Linked DNA regions of Homo sapiens: region 1 is linked to region 2. The links are chromatin loops, found by intact Hi-C in ENCODE. Cell type or tissue: GM12878. All regions are shown on one strand. Links, peaks and the distances in the headings refer to the core of each region. The heading gives the core; the rest is flanking DNA.

The links. A loop is a pair of places that touch in the nucleus more often than their neighbours do. Peaks named below come from ENCODE experiments on the same cell type or tissue, not always from the same donor. Only the 100,000 strongest peaks of a DNase experiment are listed, where the experiment ranks them.
Region 1: it touches region 2 in a loop (2.7-fold over the local background); 18 of 110 quality-filtered maps call a loop at or near these places.

Annotation. Positions count from the first base shown.
Region 1 is chr12:53,697,073-53,707,428 of GRCh38, reverse strand. No RefSeq gene overlaps it. Among named protein-coding and RNA genes, the nearest start is that of CALCOCO1, 25 kb to the left of the region's middle. RefSeq lists an enhancer at 5,350-5,644. In GM12878, for the core only: a CTCF peak has its summit at 5,476 (motif pointing left); a DNase peak (open chromatin) is centred at 5,448; H3K27me3 peaks cover 195 bases.
Region 2 is chr12:54,208,698-54,219,053 of GRCh38, reverse strand. No RefSeq gene overlaps it. Among named protein-coding and RNA genes, the nearest start is that of MIR3198-2, 18 kb to the left of the region's middle. RefSeq lists silencers at 1,018-1,067, 2,869-3,054, 8,215-8,509. In GM12878, for the core only: CTCF peaks have their summits at 1,845 (motif pointing right) and 4,136 (motif pointing left); DNase peaks (open chromatin) are centred at 1,899 and 4,193; H3K4me3 peaks cover 2,156 bases; H3K27ac peaks cover 655 bases.

The DNA of each region.
Region 1 (10,356 bases), core at 3,582-8,581, 510 kb after region 2:
GGTTTCACCACGTTGGTCAGGCTGTGCTTGAACTCCTGACCTCATGATCCACCCGCCTCACCCTCACAAAGTGCTGGACTTTACAGGCGTGAGCCACTGTGCCCGGCCAAAAAAAATTTTTTTAAGTAAACCTGGCATGGTGACACACGTACCTGTAGTCCCAGCTACTCAGGAGGCTGAGGTGGGAGAATGGCTTGAGCCCAGGAGGTCAAGGGTGCAATGAGCTATGATAGCACCCTACAGCTTTGGGTGACAGAGAAAGACCCTGTCCCTAAAAAACCAAAAGCAAAACAGGAATTTCTGCCCTCATGGAGATTATACACTATTGCCGGATCATGAAAGTCCAGATAAACCAGTTAGGAATCTTGTAATAATCCAGGTAAAAATGGTGAGCATCAAACTTAGTGTCAAAGGGAAAAGAAGCAGAATTATTTAGGAGGCCGAATTAATGAAACTTGGTGAAAACTAGGTATGGGAAGTGAGCAGGAGTCAAGTTTATCCCAAGTTTCTGGTTTCAATGACCAGATAACTGATGATGCCATTCACTAAATAAATACAATTGGTCCTCTGTATCTGTGGGTTCTGCATCTGCAGATTCAACCAACCATGGATCAAAAATATCTGGGGAAAAAAAAAACACACAAAATAACAGTACAACAACTGGCCGAGCACAGTGGCTCACGCCTGTAATCCCAACATTTTGCAAGGCCAAGGCGGGCAGATCACCTGAGGTCAGGAATTCGAGACCAGTCTAGCCAACATGATGAAACCCCGTCTCTATTAAAAATGCAAAAATTAGTTGGGTATGGTGGTGCATGCCTGTAATCCCAGCTACTCGGGAGGCTGAGGCAGGAGAATCGCTTGAACCCGGGAGGCAGAGGTTGCAGTGAACCGAGATCGAGCCACTGCACTCCAGCCTGGCAACAGATCGAGACTCTGTCTAAAAAAAAGGAAAAAAAAAAAGAAAGGTCTCCCTGCATGTATAGAGAGAAGGTAAGAGGACCAAGGGCAGAACTCAGGAGAACAGCATGGAAGGGAGGTATGGAGAATGCAGAATTATGGAGAAGACAGAGGGATCAGTCAGAGAGGTAGGAAGAAACTCAGGAGAAATGAATCAAGGAGAGAAGCCAGTAGTGGCAGGTGCAGCAGGGAGGCCCGGGAAATAATTCCTGGAAAGCACTGGATTAGCAGCCATTGGTGGCTCAGCAAGAGGAGCTGGAGGAAAATGTTGGAGGTGGAAGTTACTGCACAGCTGGACTTCACAGAACCTGCAATAGAGACACAGTTCTTCTGATCTGTGGGAATTAGGAGTTTGTCTTCAGACTGACATAAAAATGAGGGCTTCAGGCTGGTGCATTGCCTCATGCTTGTAATCCCAGCACTTTGGGAGGCCGAGGTGGGAGGATCACTTGAGCCCAGGAGTTTGAGACCAACCTGGGCAACCAAGTGAGACATCATCTCTATTTTTAAAAACAAGGCCAGGTGCAGTGGCTCACACCTATAATCCTAGCACTTTGGGAGGCCGAGGCGGGCAGATCACTTGAGGTCAGGAGTTTGAGACCAGCCTGGCCAACATGGTGAAACCACATCTTTACTAAAAATACAACAATTAGCCGGGTGTGGTGGTGGGCGCCTGTAATCCCAATACTTGGGAGGCTGAGGCAGGAGAATCACTTGAACCTGGGAGGCAGAGGTTGCTGTGAGCCGAGATCATGCCATTGCACTCCAGCCTGGGCAACAGAGTGAGACTATGCCAAAAAAAAAAAAGAGAGAGAAAAAAGCCACAAGGGCTTCTGAACCAAAGTATAAGAAAAATGAAGGGTAGGAACCGAGATGTCTGGGACTGCCCCATCAAAGATTTTGCTGCCTCTGGCTAGCCAGATGTGAGGCACACTCGAAGAAATGTAAAGCTGAACCCTGTGCTGTCCACTAGGGCAGCTGCCAGCTGCACCAGCCACCCTTGAAATGTGGCTAGTCCAAATTGAGATTATATAAATGTAAATTATGTAACAGATATCAAGGAATTAGTATCAACAAAACCTAAAATAGCTCAGTAAGTGTATATTGATTGCAGATTGAAATAATAACATTTTGGATATACGGCTTAAATAAATGTTAGCATTTAATTTCTTTTTTCTGAGACAGAGTCTCGCTCTGTCGCCCAGGCTGGAGTGCAGTGGTGTGATTTCGGCTCACTGCAACCTCCGCCTCCTGGGTTCAAGCAATTCTCCTGCCTCAGCCTCCCGAATAGCTGGAATGATTACAGGGGCCCGCCACCACACCTGGCTGATTTTTTTGTATTTTTAGTAGAGACGGGGTTTCACCATCTTGGCCAGGCTGGTCTCAAACTCCTGACCTCGTGATGCACCCACCTTGGCCTCCCAAAGTGCTGGGATTACAGGCGTGAGCCACCGCGCCCAACCTCACCTGGATCTTTTTACCTTTTTTTTTAATGTGGCTACTAGAAAATTTAAAATTATGTGTTTGATTCATATTACATTTCTACTGCACAGCACTGGTCTAAGCCCTGCCACAGAATAGGACCTCCACAGCCTGGACATGCCCAGACTCCCAAATGTTCTTTAATCACCTCAGACTCACAATATCCTTCCTAGCTGGAAAACAAATGCCTGAAATCTCCAAGACTGCATTTTTGTTGCACCTCTGTGCCCCATACTGCCAGTCCCATAACCCAGGGCCAAAGATTTCAGTCCTCAAGGCCAGCCACAGTGGCTCACACCAGTAATCCCAACACTTTGGGAGTCTGAAGCAGGAGGATCGCTTGAAGCCAGAAGTTTGAGACCAGGCTGGACAACATAGTGAGACCCCCATCCCTATTTATTTTTTAAAAACTGGAATTTTAAAAAAAGATTTCAGTCCTCAATACCCCATCTTCAGGATTCCCCTGTCGTGGTCCTTCGCGCTTTTTCTTTCCCCAAGTCTGTTGATACTCGCATGACAGCAGAGATGTCCTATTCTAACTTACAAAAGTAGATTTTTTTTTTCCTGGCTTGGAGTCCAGAATCTCTCTCCCAACCCTGAATTTAGAAGCCATGTCTTCTCCCTGTTTCTTTCATTTCTCAACTCCCTCTTTGCCTTTCCTCCTTTCTAAAACTATGTAAATCTTTCGAATTATAAGAAACATGGTATTATGGAAATCACCCAGGCTTTATGTCCCTATATAAACTTCATCTATCTTAAGCCCTCTTTGCAAACTGTGGCTAACACCTGCCTGTTATTGAGAAGATTGAATGAGATCAGATGTGTAAAATGCCTTGTACAAAGCCTGGCACATGGTAGGTACTTGGTAATCTTGAGTTTCCCACTTTTCCTCTTACCTCTGCATATTTGGAGAAGTAGGGAAAGAACCAGGAAAGCCCGGTTCATATGTATGGGCTCACAGAACCTCAAAACCAAAAATGCTCTTAGAGATATATTTCCAGTTACTCATTCAGTAAAGAAATTCCCTGGACCACATCTCTCGTTGGTAGTCATCCAACCTCTGCTTAAACATCTCCAGGGGCCATTCATTGGTTCACTTAATAAGAACAAGGCACTGTGGGAGCCACAAAGAAGGGCTGACACAGATCTTGCTGTTAAGGAGCTTATATATTAGCAAAAAGACAATACAGAGAAATAACCGTAATATAAGGTAAAAGCGATATGTGTCAAATGAGATGCCATGACAGAGAACTAACAACCTTGCAAGTTATTTCATGCTCAAAAAAGGGTAGCTCTAATATTAAAATTCCTCCCAAATCTCAGACCTCAGTTTTCCCTTGCATTTCATGGAACATGGAACAAGATCCTTCCATACTAGGTCATGGGTCATCCTTAAGGAGGACCTGCAATAGCCTTAAAACTCCAGGAGGGAGGCAGGGCGCAATGGCTTACACCTGTAATCCCAGCACTTTGGGAGGCCAAGGCAGGTGGGTCACTTGAGGTCAGGAGTTCGAGACCAGCCTAGGCAACATGGTGAAACCCCATCTCTACCACAGATATAAAAATTAGCCAGGCATGGTGGTGCATGTCTGTAGTCCCAGCTACTTAGGAGGCTTGAGGCAGGAGGATCACTTAAAACCTGGAAGGTCGAGGCTGCAGTGAGCCCTGATCATGCCACTGCACTCTAGCCTGAAAGAGACTCTGTCTTAAAACAAACAAAAACAACTCCAGGAGGAGGGTGTGGAAATGGACATGGAACAGGTGTGGAGAGAACTGGGACTGGCTGCAAGATCCTCCAGCCTCTTCTGTACCACCAAATGATTTCTGGGAGTCCCTAAATGACAGCCTCAGCCTCTACCTACTACCAGCAACTCCTGTCCCCCTAGAAAGCCATGCACATCCCTACTCCCAGGATTTATCCTAATGGTTTTGTCTGTGCTTTTCTCTCCCTCTTCTCCCCATCCCTATCACCTTTTCATCATCTTTTATCAGTATCTCTACAATTTTCTTTGTATCTGTCTCCGCTTCAGTCTGTGCCTCTCATCATTTTGATTTTTTGTTTCTATTATTCTTGGAGTCTTTCTGCTTCTATCTCTGACTCTCTTTCTCTTACTCTCACCATCCTTGATTTCTTGATAGGTTTCCATTTTTCTGTCTCTGGCCTCGTTTTCTCCCCAGCTGCCGCAAAGCCATAAACCTAGCTGGCCCTGCAGCAGGCAGCCGCCAATCAGTGGGCTCCAGGAGTTGAGGGGAGGGGGTCAACAGAGAGATGGGGGGATGGAAAAGCTGAGGCACTGTTGCTATAGCAGGGGAGAGACGAGGTGCAGAAAAGAGATGTCCCTCCCAAAAGGCAGACACAGCTACCTCCACAGACAGTGTCTGGACTCCTTTCCTACAGATAGCAAATGACTGGCCCCCACTTACTGTTGTGAGGCAGGGTACCTGGATCCCTCCCCTGTATTACCCAAACCATGATTTCTCCTCTGAAACCCCTGGCCACAGATCACTAGAGATTTGCCTCCTCCTGCATTCTTAGGCCCTCCCAAGATGAGGGAGCTACAGGGCCTTGAGGGTCCGAAGATCCTGAGACAGATGCTTACATGGACGTTGAGACAGGAAAGAATGGTCAAGACAGGTACAGTGGCAGATGCTGAGATGAGTTGGAGGAAGCACTGAGAGGAGGGAGAGTCCTCCCCAGCCAAGGCTGATCCAGAAGCTTGGGTGTTCCAGGCTTCTTAGCTCCCTGGCCATTCCTGAAGCAGAACTGGCTGCCAGAATCCCTGATCTCTGGTCTAGGTTGGGGTTCAGCAGCTTAGGGTGTTACTTACTGGGCTACTACTACCCAGCTTGTCGTAAGAAACCTACTGGCTCTGTGGGGATAGGAGGAGATAGGAGGGAAAGGCGGGGAAGGCAAGGGATTAATGTAAGATTTTAGAAGAACACAGGAAGAGGAACATTTCCATCCTGTTGGGCCAGGAGACAAACCCAGAAAGTGGTAATTCCTGGTGTGCCGGCGACCCCTGCTGGCTGCACACACCACCGCCTGGGAGATGGGAAGGTGTAGCCAGCCTGTGTGAGTCCAAATGCGTGTTGGATGTGACACTGCACACAACAATGACGGTGCCCATGATTACGTGTGGGCACTCCTGGGTGAAGGCAGTAATGTGACTGAACACAGAAGCCCCAAAGGTCAGGTTCAGAACTTCTGGCTCCCCTCTGGGACTCTGGGTGTCTAGGAAGGATCATTGAGCCCAGCATGTCTCCTGACCAGTGTCACATCAGTAGCAGCATAGATCCACTCAGTGAGGCACTGCTGAGGTCAAAGTAAATGTAACCAGTCCAGGTGTAGGGGAAAGAGTGCAGACTTTGGAATTACACTTACCTGGGTTGAAATCTTGATCCTGTGATTACTAACTGTATGACCTAGAGCAAGTTCCTGAACTTCTTTGAGCCCAATTTCCTCATCTGTAAGAGCATAATAATACCTATCTTAGAGGGTTATTGTGAGTGTTTAGCACAGTGCCTAGCAATAATAAGCATTTAATAGATGCTAATTTTCTGCCTCCCTCTTCCTTTATCAACCTCCCACCCTCAAGGTCAGGCAGGGATTTCAAAAGGCAAATAAACTGGGGATAATGTTGACAATGATGATGGTGGTGGTTTATATTTACACCACTCATGCAAATCATTTTAAACATATTTTTAACACACGGCTTTTTTCCTTTTTATTAGCCAAGCACATCATGATCATGTTTTATTGGGATGGAAATATCCTGATGTTATGGCAGGTATCTAGAAAGATGGCCTTATGAAGTGATAACAAGGCATGACAAATCTTTCTTTCTTGTGATACATTTTCATTACTCAGGTTAATCAGGAATTACCCATTAGAACAAGGGTTTAAGATAAGTACATGACAGTCATCTGTGGAGATCAAAATCTCCTGATTTTCCCAATGGGTATCTAATTGTTATTGCTAATGTAGAGGGACAATTAATGCTTAGATTGAACTGGTATTCAAACATTAGAATAACTCAAGGAGATATGACAGGTAGTTAGAAATAGTATATTCTGAAATTTAAAAGAAAACAGATTTCAATTGCACCAAAGAATATTTTAATCCCTGCAGCTGTCCATCGATAGGGGCAGACTGCTTATTAAGAGCTCCATTTTAGCAGGAGTACTGAAGCTGAAGCTGGCTGGCTCCCCAGCAGGCTGACTGTGAAAGAGATTCAGGCTGCAGAGGGAGATTGGATAAGAGGCCTTCTGAGCTTCCTCCACAAACACACTCAAGTGCATGATGAATACTTAGCTCGGTAGAAGTGTCGCTCCAAACGGCATTACTGCCATACCCATAGTAACTGTTTGTCACCATGAGTCGGGGTAAGGGCGTAGTAATAATAACAATGGTGTTCTTTTCCTCTCTGAGATTTTGTTCTCCCAAAAGAGAGGAAAGAGTCCAGAATCATTCCCCCACTAACCATCCCCACGTTTTTCTTGATTTTGTCTGATTCATCTTTGTCTTGGCTTCATAGTATCCATCTTCAAGTATTTTAAAGAAAACCTTACTTAAGGAAAGAGCTTTTTTTATCCTTTAGTTTCCTGCCTATAGGAGGTGGGCAGGCAATGAGGATGGGAAGAGGGAACAAACATTTGCTGAGTTCCTATTAAGTGTAGACTTTGTAATTTTTGCATTTGATTAAGAGAGGTGTGTATGTGCTTTCATGCAAGTAAGTGTATGTATGTATATGTATTCCTGCAAGTGTATGTATATATTGTTTTGTATCTGTGGATGTAAATGTGGATGAATCTGAAGGAATTCTCTGCTGTTCAAGCCTCTCTGAACAAGGGTCTGGGGTCTTGGTGTCTAGCTTAGTACAGGGAAATCTGTATGCAGCTCCTCTGAGGATTTCAATATCTTCTGTGTGTACAGACTACCCGGGAGTTAGTTCTTCTGGCTCCAGGATCTTTGTGCAGGATCCCAGGTTTGTCTGTCCCCATCCTGCACACAAGTGTGTTGACATATCAAGACTCCTCCACCTCCTTGCTTTCCTGTGTGCATCACAGTGTGTGCAGATCCATTTGTCCAACCAGCCCCACGTGAAGCCATGTGTGTCCAGCAGTCCCTCCTCCCAAGGAGGACTCTGTGAAGAGTCCTTGGCACCCTCCCCTCCTGGCCACCCCCACTCCCCACTTTCCATGCCAGGAGAGATCTAATTACACAGAAATTAGTACAGAAAAGGATCGTTTCCTTTTATTGCATCAGTACCGGGGCAGCTATAAATCTGGAGCCACCGCTGCAGCCGCCTCTGGGCACTGTGCAGGCTATGGGGGGCTCTCACCTCCACACCTTCCTTTTCTCCTGGGCCTCTACCCCTGCCCAGGACCTGAGAACTCTATTAGGTACCCATCTCAGTAGGGGAAGTGGAGAAAGGGGAGGGTGGGGTCAATCAAAAGAAGACACATAGTAGATGCTTAATAAATGTTCACTAAATGATTAGGGAGAGGTAGATCCCAGCAATGATAGTAACTACCCGACTACCTAGACCCAATCACCACGAGATAAATATTTCTAGTAAAATTTCTCTCAAAATTCTTAAGCTCTTACCAGACAGACTTCCTCACTTTCTTATGAACCCAGATGAATTATATGGAGCTATTAGTCATCCTGGCTTCTACTTTAGAGACCCTGAACTCCTTCTCAGGCAGCTTCAGGTGATGAAGACAGTCCAGGTTCAGATCTTGATTCTTCTGTTTACCACCTAATTGTCCTTGGGTATCTCCCAACCTGAGCTTTGGTTTCTTCTTCTGTGAAATGGAGGACATGAAACCTACCTCTCAGGTTGTTGTGAGGCATCAATGGGAAAGCACAATTAGTCGGGTGTGGTGGCATGCACCTGTGGATGCAGCTGCTCCAGGGACTGAGGCAGGAGGATTGCTTAAGCCCAGGAGGTCAAGGCTGCAGTGAGCCCTGATCCAGCCTGGGCAACAGAGTGAGACTCTATCTCAAATAAAATAAAATAAAATAAAATAAAATAAAATAAAATAAAATAAAATAAAATAAAATAAAATAAAATAAAATGGGAAAGCAGTAGACCAACAGGAAGGGGGTCCACTAATTTTTATTATCACTCTTAATGTCTTCCTAGCTACCACTTCCACTTCACCACCTTTACTTCTGCCTCCTCTTCCCCATCACCCTTTAACCTAGCCTATATGCCAACCAACCCCCACTCAAATAGGGGGCAATAAGATATGCAGGCAGGCTGTGCCCAACCTGGAATGAATGTTTCTATATGTTAGTGTCTTATCAGAAGACAGAGATGAGGCCAGGTGCGGTGGCTCATGCCTGTAATCCCAGCACTGTGGGAGGTCAAGGTGGGTGGATCACTTGAGGTCGGGAGTTCCAGACCAGCCTGGTCAACATGGTGAAACTCCGTCTCTACTAAAAATACACACATGGTGAAACCCCATCTCTACTAAAAATACACACACACACACACACACACACACACACACACACACATTAGTCGGGCATGGCGGCATGCATCTGTAATCCCAGCTACTCCAGGGGCTGAGGCAGGAGAATCGCTTGAACCTGGGAGACGGAGGTTGCAGTGAGCCGAGATTGCGCCACTGCACTCCAGACTGGGCGACAGAGCGAGACTCCATCTCAAAAAAAAAGAAGGAGGAGGAGGAGAAGAGGAAGAAGAAGAAGGAGAAGAAGAAGAAGATGAGGAGGAGGAGGAGGAAGAAGAAGAAGGAGAAGAAGAAGAAGAAGAAGAAGAAGAAGAAGAAGAAGAAGAAGAAGAAGAAGAAGAAGAAGAAGAAGAAGGAAGAAGAACAAGAACAAGAACAAGAACAAGAAGAACAAGAAGAACAAGAAGAAGAACAAGAAGAAGACAACAGAGATGAGGACAGGGGACTCCAACCATCCTCGGGCATCTGGAGGCAGTGTTTTACACATAGCCAACTGTCTCTAAGCTCATTCCTTGGCAGTAACTATTTTGATCTCCATTATTTGCATGGAGGGTGTAAATTAGCTCCTTGGAGTACTGGAGGGTCTGGTTGTAAATGACTGTGTAGAAAGAGTCCAGGATTTAGGGAATTAGGAGGGAGCAGGAGCTGGGGAATCAGGGTGGAGACTGGAGGCTTGAACTTATCCCGGAGCAAGGTCAAAGGGCCCTTTAGGGGATCGCAGAGACAGAAACCAAATGTCCGGGCTCCCAACTTCCTGCCAACCCAGTTTTCCAAACCCAAGGATTTGGGGTCTCCTCCCTCTTGCCCTCTCCTACACTGATGTCTCCAGCCCAAGGCACTCAGCCAGGAATTCTTGAATTTACTCCTATGTGGATAACCCTGAAGAGCTCTCAGTGTAGGTCAGCAAGTGAAGAGCCAGAGAAAGGAAGGGGTGTAACCCCCCACCACCCCACTGTGCTCAGATCTCCAAGCACCATTTGGGCAGGACCCCCTGCTCCCACACTTCAAGGGCAGGAGGAGCCGCAGAAGGAAGCTGAGGCCCTACGTCTGTTTCCAGCCTCTCACCCCCGATCTGCGTCTCAGGGAGGGTGAGGATTTGGCGTGAAGGGCACAGCGGCGTGGGGGGCGCGGATCTCTGGCCCCCATCTCCCCCCATCCCCAGCCCCGACTCAGGCTGCAGTCTCTCCTCGTTGTAGCAGCGCGAGAGCAAAGGGACGGGCAGTAAAGATGAGTGATGGCGCGGAGACAAGCAGAAATACACCATCATGAAAATGCTAATGACTCCTTGCTCTCTTTCTTTATGGTTGGAGTAATACAGACTTCAATCATAAAAACAATCTCCCAACATTTTAATGGGCTCCATCATGCCCGCACTTGTCGGTATATTTGAAGAATAAATCACCCTCCCCGCTCGGAATGAATTCGCTGTCAAAC
Region 2 (10,356 bases), core at 1,718-6,717:
GGATGTCATGTAAAGGCTGCTTGGGACCACCAGAGCCCTGGGTATCTATGTGTGCCTGAAATAGTCAAGGCCTCACTCATTTATTCAGTATTTGAGTATCTCCTGGTCTTCAGACTTTGTGCCCAGAAGTGGGATACAGCAAAGAACAGACATATTCTCTGTCTTAAGTGAGAGCTCACAATTTGGTAAGTGCAACTGACCAAATGTTTTTGCAGTAAGTGCTAATAGATGTCATTATCAATTGCCAGGGGTGAGAGGAATCTCAGAGGTCTTTCCAAAGGAAAGAACGTCTGTGCAATGATTTTCAAAGAATGTGTCTGTCAAACAGACAAGAGGGCAGAAGAGCAGTCCAGGTGGAAGCAAGGTGCAGGTAAGTCCAGGCAGAGTGAGAGAGCTCATGAGGAGCTTAGGGACCCTCAGAGCAGTTTTGTGTAACCGAAGCGCTGGCTGTTGTGTGCCTGAGTCTGGCCATGATGCAGAAGATAAGGCTAGAGAAGGGGGATGCTGACAGAACGTCAGGGGCTTTCTTTGGCAAGGGTGAACAATATAAGCTTTATTCTGCAAGCCTGGGAGTCCAGAGTTTTTAGCTGTTGACCTCCATTAGACCAATTTTTTAGCAAGGTAACCCCAGAGGCAGGACTACCACCTAAGAGGCTATGCACCAGTCCTAGCAGGAAAATCCCACCAGAAGCCCCTGGTCCAAGGCGTCAGGTAAAGATGAGCGCATTCAGGAGACATTGACCAAGTCGAGTCCAAGAGAAATGGAGGAACCAGAATCTGAGATTGCAGGCTTGGCCTGCGCCAGTGCGAGACAGACATGCCCAGAAGGTGGCTCGAGCCAGGGGAGCCGGGTCCGGGCAGGACTGATCCAGCGGTTACTCAGGGAGGCGTGAGAACGCGCCAGTACCCGGGACGTGAACAGCCGCGGCGGAGGCGCGCAGGGAGAACGCCTGCCCCGCGTGGGGCCTGCTCGCCCAGAGCCGCCAGCCACGAATTTATGGCCCAAAGCCGAATGCAGCTGTGCGCAGCTGGGTATGCAAATGTATGCAAATTCGCGCTGCCCGGCCCGGGCTAGGTTGCGAGCGGAGTCAAAGGGTGGGGGAAGGGGCGCAGCATTGTTACTGTTCTTGCGCTCCCAGAGGAGTTCAGACGCGGTGCGGGAGGGGATGCAGGGGGAAGAAATACATCTTCCCTGTCCTGACCGTCCCGCCTCAGGACCGTGACAATCTATCGGGACGAGCGTGGGTTCCCTCCATGTCCTCAATGACTTGTGCCCTCACGCCCTCAGCCCCACCCTGCGTAAGATGCGTGCAGGAGGAAGGGTCCTGACACCCAGAATACCTGAGCCCCTGTTGGTCTGAGCGTCCTTCCTTCACTGCGAGCGGGAAGGAGCCGCAGGGTGGGTAGATGATCCCACACCCGCCCGGGTCTCCCAGAATTACCCCTCCCCATAGCCAGGGAGGGGGTCGTCCGGAAGACCTGATTTCTTTCATCCCTTTATTGTGACCCGTCCTTCTGCCTCCCATCCGCTTCTTGAGAAGTCCCTACAGAAGTCTAACCATAGTCACATTTGCTATTGTTTCTGTTTTATTTTTCCGGGTGGTTTAGTGAGAAGATTATTCCCAAAGTCCCAAATGTTGGGTTCTGAGGGTGTGGGAGTGGGGCCTGGGCATCAACTCCCGCCCCCTCTCCCCCACCCAACGACCAAAGAATAAGTCCCCACGCTAGGCAAGAACTGGAAGGGAGTCTGGGCTGAGGCTGTCATCTCCCGGCTCTGGCTTGTTTTTTTTCCCGCTTTTTTTTTTTTCCCTTGCTGACTCTTCCCACAATGGCCACAAGGGGTCTTCCTTGCGCTAAGAATGGGAAATCCGGCGTCAGGTTTGAGCGCTGTGAGGGTGGGGCGCCTAGCGATGCTTCCTCTCCGCGGTTTCCGAGCGCCGAGACCTGCAGGCGTCCCACCTCCCCGCCCCTCCTCGGTGGCTTCACTCAGTCGCAGACGACTTCAGTTCTCTTACCCCACGCTCCAGACTGGAGATTGGCATTTCAAGATCTCCTGCTCCTTCCCCTAAGCCTATGGAGCAACCGGAGGGCTGTGAGCTGAGACAAGAATTCGGGCCAGACATATAGTAGGCGCTCAATAAATGCTTTTCAGATGAATGACAATGTGGCAGTGTCCTGTTCAGAAGCTTGGGCAGGGAAGAGATGACTCGGGTGAGTTGAGCAGGACACCCCTCCTCCCAAAGCAAGAGGGTGCCAAGAGGCGGCTCAACTCCCTACCAGGGAAACTGAGGCCATCTGTGGGACTTACATATTGATACAGCAGGGGAGGTTCTGAAGTGACAGGGGCAATTAGAAGGGAGGGGTTAGCCAATCAGAAAGCTGTCATGGATTGATCTGACGTCGGAAGGCGGGAAAAACGGAAGATCCAGGCCCCTAAAGGAAAGCTTTGTTAGAACGGGAAAATGGGATGTGAGCGTGGAAAAGGGGCTGGAGATTTGGATTGTTTAGCTCAGAGAAGGAAAGTTAAGGCAGCCCCTTTCTCCTGTGAGGTCAGAAGTTGTTAGGTTTAGCTGAAGCTGCAGCAGGAGGAAGGGTGGTCAGACACCAGGAAGGACTTCCCCGTTGGAGTCAGACGTGGTGGCAGAGGGTGAAGGGGTGATGACGTCGTTCCCGGGGTGGGAGGTGAGTTATCTGAAACCCTCTTATAATGGGAACCCGTCAGGGGTGGTGGGGGCGGGAGATACAGTTAAGGGTTAGATGCAGTAGGTGGAAGCTTAGGTGAAGTCGGCTGCCCTTCCCCCACGGAAGCGGCTGCAGGGCCCGAGAGGTGGGAGGTTCCTGACCAGGTGCTCTCACGCTCACTGCCCACCTGGATGGACACCTGGGTGGTCCCGCCACACACCCCCACTCAGGGCTTGCAGGAAGTCCTTCCCCAGCCGGATGGGGCGAGGTGTGTTTGGATGAACCGTAGCCTCGGGTTGCACCCGGGTGGCGCAGACCTCCTCGAAGACCCTCACGTGGGCTCCCGTGGCAACTCGCCAGTCCCATCCCCTAGCTTTGGCGCATTCAGGGCCGCTCCTGAAATGTCCTCCCTGCAACCCTAGAAAAGGCTCCTCTGGGAAGCTTGCCCTGTTCTCGCCAGCCTGGTCAGAAATCCTATGGCTCTTCTACTTTGTTTCTCTGGGTGACCTGGGTGAGCAGGAACCACACCTTGATTAGCACATAGTAGGGACACCAAATAAAGTTTTGGGTGGAGGCCTGGCTTTAAATCATGCACTGTCCTAGCTGTGTGACCTCGGTTTGAAGCCCCATGTCCTGATCCGTGAAATGGGTACTTCTGTCTTGCTCACTTCTTAGGCTTTTTTTTTTTTTTTTTTTTTTTGAGACAGAGTTTTGCTCTTGTCGTCCAGGCTGGAGTGCAATGGCACGGTCTCGGCTCACTGCAACCTCTGCCTCCCAGGTTCAAGCGATCCTCCTGCCTCAGCCTCCCAAGTAACTGGGATTACAGGTGCGTGCCACCACGCGCAGCCAATTTTTTTATTTTTAGTAGAGACAGGGGTTTCACCATGTTGGCCAGGCTGGTCTCAAACTCCTGACCTCAGGTAATCTACCCGCACCGGGCTCCCAAAATGGTGGGATTACAGGCGTGAGCCACCGTGCCTGGCCTTCTTACGCTATTTAAAGGACTATGTGCCTGAAATAACCAAAGGGAAAGCATTTTGTTTTATGCAAATGCAGGCTGTGGGAGTCCAAGCCATGCAGACACCCGTGTGCACAGGGGTGGGTACACCCACATTCACACAGGTTGAATCTCTTGGAGGGGCTAGGTCCGCGTCTTTGGAGGCAATCAAGCAAAAGCTGGAGATGGTAGGCGGGGGGGCCAGCTAGGGAGAGCTAGCTGTCAGATGCCAGAGAGGGAACCCAAGAATGCGAGGGGTGGTCCCCAGAACTGGCTATCCTAGACCCAGGATCCGATTCTCCAGGGCGGGATCCCAGTTCCCTGGAGGATTCTGGGTACAGGCCAGTGGGCCTGGACCCTGGCGCAGAAACACGGGACCGAAGACCCCGCTGTGGGAGCCCCGAGTCGGGGCTGCCCGGCAGAGGGCGCCCAGGCTGGCTCGGGCACAGCGCTATAGCCATCTTCGGGTGCGGCCCGCCTCCTATTGCGCCCTCTGCTGGCCAACAAGGACACTATCGCGCTGCCTGTCTTCAGTGCCCACAAAATGGGCGGGGTTCTGCTAATTCAGGGGCTGTTGGCCACGCCTCTTCTGCTGAAGCCTCCTGCATCCTGGACGCCAGAACTCCCAGCCAGGCCTGGCTCTAACTCCTCCACCCTTCAACTCCTTGTGGAGAAGGGAGCTCCTCTCCATCCTTCAAAAGGTGAATCCAAGTACCAGGTTGCCTGCCCAGCTCCACACTCACGCTCGACCGGGGAGGGTGATGAGAAGAATCCCCAGCAGCGTCACGCTTAGGGTATCTTTATATCCAGATTATGGAGGTTTAAAATTCAACCTGCCTGCTCCCAGCTGCCTGGCCACTGCCTGGTCCCAGCCTGTCAGTCCTTCAGGATGTCTTAGCTTGGGCATGTTCCAGCCTTCTCATTGGACCCCCTGCCTACTGTCTCTCCTCTCCACTTACCAAAATTATCTTTCTAAAACACAAATTGGCCGGGCGCGGTGGTTCACGCCTGTAATCCCAGCACTCTGGGAGGCCGAAGTGGGTGGATCACTTGAGGTCAGGAGTACGAGACCAGCCTGTCAACATGGCAAAACCCCGTCTCTATTAAAAATACAAAAATTAGCCTGGTGTGGTGGCGTGCCCCTGTAATCCCAGCTACTCGGGAGGCTGAGGCAGGAGAATCGCTTGAACCCGAGAGGCAGAGGTTGCAGTGAGCCGAGATGGCACCATTGCACTCCAGCCTGGGTGACAGAGCCAGACTCTGTCTGAAACAAAACAAAACGAAAGCAATAACAAAAAACACAAATCAGTGTAGGTCACTCTTTTACTTTAATCTCCAGTAGATCCCCATTGCCTAGGAGAAAAGGTCCAGACTCCTTCTTAGCCCATCTCCATCTTTTATGTTTGGCCAAATCTAAGCCTCTGATCTCATCAGATCACTTCTTTGCCTACTCGAAATTCTCCAAACACATCCTGCTCTTTCTTTGTTTCTTTTTTTGACAGGGTCTTGATCTGTCACTCAGGCTGGAGTGCAGTGGTGCGATCTCAGCTCACTTGCAGCCTCAGCCTCTGGGTCTCAAGCCATCCTCCTGCCTCAGCCTTCCTAGCAGCTGGGACTACATACGTGCTCCACTGTGCCCAGCTAATCACATCCTGGATTTTGATCTCTATTTGGTAAATTTCTACTCATTCCTCAAGGCCTAGTTCAAATATCCCCTTGCTGGGCATTCTTTTCTCTAACACCCCCAGGAAGCATGTTTCTGTGCCCCCATGGACTTTGTACTCGCCTCCTTTTTATGGCATTTATCCTGGGGCATTATCTATTCACAAATCGGTTCCCCCCAGCTCCACTAGAACTTGAGCATCACTAGGTCCGAGTCTGATTCTTATCCATCCTAGTACATACTGGGAATCCAATCTAGAGCTGCTTGGCCAAGGACCCACTGGTGCCTCAGCCCCAGATTGGGAGAAGTCGTGTCTCATGTCTGCCCCGGGCCTAGAACATGGCAGAGATGCCTCTGCCTGTTCACAAACTGACTAGACAAGCCAGTTTTCTCATTCCCTCACTCCTGGGGTGAGCCTCTGCTTCCCTCCTCACTTCCTAGGAGATCAGTCATCCTTTCTTTCTCCTTGCTATTTGCTCCCTTCCCTGCTAGGGGGCAGGTACTCCAGAGCCTCTGGGTTCTGGGGACCTAAATTGAAGTCTGATTCAGAGGTTTATTTCTTAAGAGCTCAGAAACTGATGGTAGGGGAGACTTCTCCCCTCTGCAGAGTCCCAAAGATTCCCCACTGATTCTTGGGCCCTACTCCAAGTCAGCCTCCCCACCCCAGAATTTACCTAGTCCTTGCTTGTCTAGCCTGGGGCTTGGGGGCAAAATCATAAATTTGGGAGACAAGAGGCGAGATAAAGATCATTTGTTGAAAATGGTGTCATCAATCATTTGCTGGAGAGAATACATCTAAGAATTCCCCAAACCTGGGTGCTCAGATGCACCCCCTCAAGCTCCCTGTTATGCTCCCCTATCCCAATGTCCCTGGCCTCCCTGGTCAGCTCTTTTCCTGGGCTTGAGGTTACCTGGTCATTTTTGTTTCATTCTTTCCGGTCTGCATTCTCAGAAAGCCCTCGGGCCCTTTCCTACCTTGGGAGGGTCTCAGGATGGAGAATTTCATCCCCCATCCTTCCCAGCCCACACTAATGATCATATTTCTGAAACAGCCTGGAGGGGAGATTCCTAAACTCCTAGTTGTAGAGTTTCAGGCTGAGGATGAACAGATAAATAATGGCTTGCCAAATTAATTAATTATTTTATTAGCCTGAGTAATTATTAATCAGGTCATTAATCACCCAGTTGTGCACTATGAATAGTAATTATGTGGTTGGGGGTGGGGGACGACAGTGGTGGAGCAACTTATGGTTTTAAGGTCTGGCAATATATGGACCTTCTCTTGGTCCTAGGAAGATTTCAGAGGATTTATGGGCTCCATCTCTCCCCTCACCCTCACACCCATGCTTAGAGATTAGGAACAGAATGGGATCTACCTGGATCCTTTTGCAAAGGCAGACATCAATTTCATCCTTCCCCTCTTGACTTCCAGAGTTCAGAAGGATGGAGAACATGGAGGCAGAGACATGTACATGGAGATGAAAGTGAAGAGAACGTGCTCTTGTGAGTGTGTGTGCGAGTGTGTGTATGTGTGCGTGTGTGTATGTGTGTGTGAGCGTGTGGTGTGTGTGTGAGTGTGAGTGTGTGAGTGTATGGTGTGTGTGAATATGTGTGAGTGTGTGAATGTGTGTGCGTGTGTGGTGTGAGTGTATGTGAGTGTATGAATGTGTGTGAGTGTGCGAGTGTGTGAGTGCCTGAATGTGTGTGAGTGTGTGTGTCAATGTGTGTGAGTGTGCATGTGTGTGTACCAGGGTGAGACTGAGACAGAAGCAATTCCTAAATGTGCCAGACGTCTCCACGGCCTCAATTTGACTGGTCATTTGATATAAGAGAGCAATGCTGGGATTCACTAAAAATTTTGCCTTTGAACCTCATGTTTTGGGAGGTATAGATGCCACCAGAAGCAAGGAAAAATAGAGGAGGCTGAAAACAGAGACAGGAGGAAGTGCAAGGTGAGACAGGAAATAAGTGGAAGAGGGAAGGAGGAAAAGTAGAATGAGCTCTTTACCTTTGAATTGACTTTATGTTTTTGTCTTGCTGGGATGGGTGGTATTCCCTTCCGGGCCTTCTTTTCCACACTCCCCATCCTACTCAGGACCTTCTCTTTCCTGAGATTTGGAGTGGGCTCCAGCTTCAGAATCTTTCTCCTCGAGCTATTTCCAAAGACTCTGTCCACTGCCCTGTAGGGTTGGAAGGAGGGGAGTGAGGATAAAAAGAGATGGTGAAGTGATGGCAGGTTACACTCATCCTTGACACCAGGAAATCATTCTGCAAGTCCCACCTCCATGCCTCCTACTGTTTGGAGATCCCATCAACTCATATCCCTGTGTGGTATCCCTTTGGATAACAGTAAACTCCTGCCTCTCAAGGTGCCCCTTTCTCCAGACCTCCTTTTCCCTGGGCCAGGTGCTCCCAGATCCCCTTCCTTCCACTGCTCACTTGGGGAGGGGGCACTGATCATGCTTTTCACCCCCCTAAGGCCCTCTGCTCATAGCCCCTTTTACTTTCTGTTTATGGTAAATTTCACCCTTATTTACAGTGGGTCCCGCTTTGTTTATGACCTGCTTGAGGTCAGTTTTATTTTTGTATCTCCAGTTCCTCTCCCATGCACTGTTTGTTTATGCCTCCTGTTGGTGCCCCCTTTGCAGGCTCCTCTGCAAGACCCCACTCTGAGAGGGCGCAGGGGAAGGGGAAGGCCTGGATCTGAGAACCTGGGTCCTGCAGCTCCAGGATACGGTTGGGCTAAGGAGGGGCTGAGGGGTGGCCGTGGCAGCTCCATCTCCTGGGTCTTACATCAAATGACCAGTCAAATCGAAGCTGTGGAGAAATGGAAAGATACCTAGGAAGAGGAAGGGACTGGAGGTGGCCGCTGGGTCCTGAGAAGCCCTTGCAGAAATTGGCCAGGGAAGAGGCCCTCACATGCCCGATCCCACCTGTTTGGGGCTCAGGCTGCTGTGAGAATATGGAACCCCCAGGCTCCTCAGGCCCCAGTCCTTGCAGGCCTGTCCACTGGGCATCCCTGTTCAGTGTATCCTCTCAGCAGAGCTCTGGGGGCAGGGCAGGGGGTCAGACTCAGGGGCAGCTCCTGACATGACAGAGCCTGCCATGAGATAAACATGGGGCCTGGAACCCAGCCTCTTGTTTGGAATTCTTGGTGGTTGGGGAGGGTGATATGGGGAGGGAGCGGTTGGTGGGAAAATGAGTGGAGTGGGGAGAGCGGACCTCATGGAGGGTCCATGGGTGCTGAAAGAGGAGACCATAGCCTGGCGGCCCTTGACGTCACTCAGGGACTTGTTGCTAATGGCTCTGGGGAAAGGGCTAGCATCCAAAGTCCCTTGAGATTGACTTACCCTCTTATGAAAGCACCCAGCACCACCTCTGAGTAAGCACCTGATGGGCACTGGGGAGGGAAGAACGGAGGATGGAAAGAGCTGTGGATTCTCAGCACCTTAGGGTAGTGCAGCAGCGCTCACAAGTTCTTCTCTCTGACTTCCACCTCCCTCTGTAAGGGATGGGGGCGTAGGGAGGGTGGAGTGAGAGTGCCCGAGATTTCCTGCTCTTCCCTCCAGAGTCTCCCTGGGAGTTGTTCATCTTCAGCCAGGTTCTGAGTGTTATCTAGAAGACACTCCAGGGAACTAGCTCCAGCTCTGTGGGAGCCTTATCTTGCCTGCAGACAGACTCAATTAACCTCTTCTCGCCCTCAGTGCATGTGTGGAGGGCATCTTCCTCCCATCCCTGGTGGCCGTCCTTTCTTTTTCTTTTTCTTTCTTTCTCTTTTTTTTTTTTTTTTTTTGAGATGGAGTCTCGCACTGTCGCCCAGGCTGGAGTGCAGTGGCGCGATCTCGGCTCACTGCAAGCTCCGCCTCCCAGGTTCAGGTCATTCTCCTGCCTCAGCCTCCTGAGTAGCTGGGACTACAGGTGCCCGCCACCATGCCTGGCTAATTTTTTGTATTTTTTTAGTAGAGACGGGGTTTCACCATATTAGCCAAGATGGTCTCGATCTCCTGACCTCTTGATCCACCCACCTCAGCCTCCCAAAGTGCTGGGATTACAGGCGTGAGCCACCGCGCCCGGCCTGGCCCTCCTTTCTGTATGTCTCTAGGGGCATCCCAGATATTCCTCCATCTCCATGTCCTCCCCCTCCCCAGTATTTATCAGGCTAGGACACCGCTGGAAAGGAGGTGTCTTCTATTTTCTCTTGCTCCTTTCCCCTGAGCTAACCCTGCCCTGCATCCCTGCTAAGCCCTTCTTAGGATCTTCCCTTCATCTCTCTTCTTCCATTCATCCTTTCCTTAGAACACAGGCATTCTATGGCCAGGCGCAGTGGCTCACTACTGTAATCAATTCCAGCACTTTGGCAGGCCGATGCCGGCCGATCACTTGAGGTCAGGAGTTCGAGACTAGGCTGGCCAACATGGCAAAACCCTGTCTCTACTAAAAAACACAATAATTAGCTGGGCGTGGTGGCGCGCACCTGTAATCCAAGCTACTCGGGAGGCTGAGGCAGGAGAATCACTTGAACCCAGCAGGCGGAGGTTGCAGTGAGCCAAGATTGGGCCACTGCACTCCAGCCTGGGCAAAAAAGCGAGACTCCATCTGAAAAAAAAATTATTATATATATATATGTCAAATTCTCAAAATAACCATGAGGAACTATTATGTCCAATTTACAGAAGAGTAAACTGAGGCTGAGGAAGGTCAAATCATGCTAAATCATGTGCCCAAGATCACGCAGCCAGGAACTGGCAGAGGTGGGATTCAGTGGTCCTTTCGAGGTGGCCCATGCCTGGGGGAGTCGGCCCCCTCCCTCCCAGGCTCGATGTAAGGAGCCTGGAAGGGGCCCTTGTGGTGCCCAGGCAGCCCCCTCCTTCTGGCACCCAGCAGGGTTCAAAGGAGGGGCTGGGAAGCTGGGCGGGGGACCCCTGCCTCCACAAGCCTCCCCCAGCCTGGCCAGATGCCTTTGGGGCCTGGAGACAAGGGGCAGAGAATGGAGCTGCCATAAACAGTGTCCGGC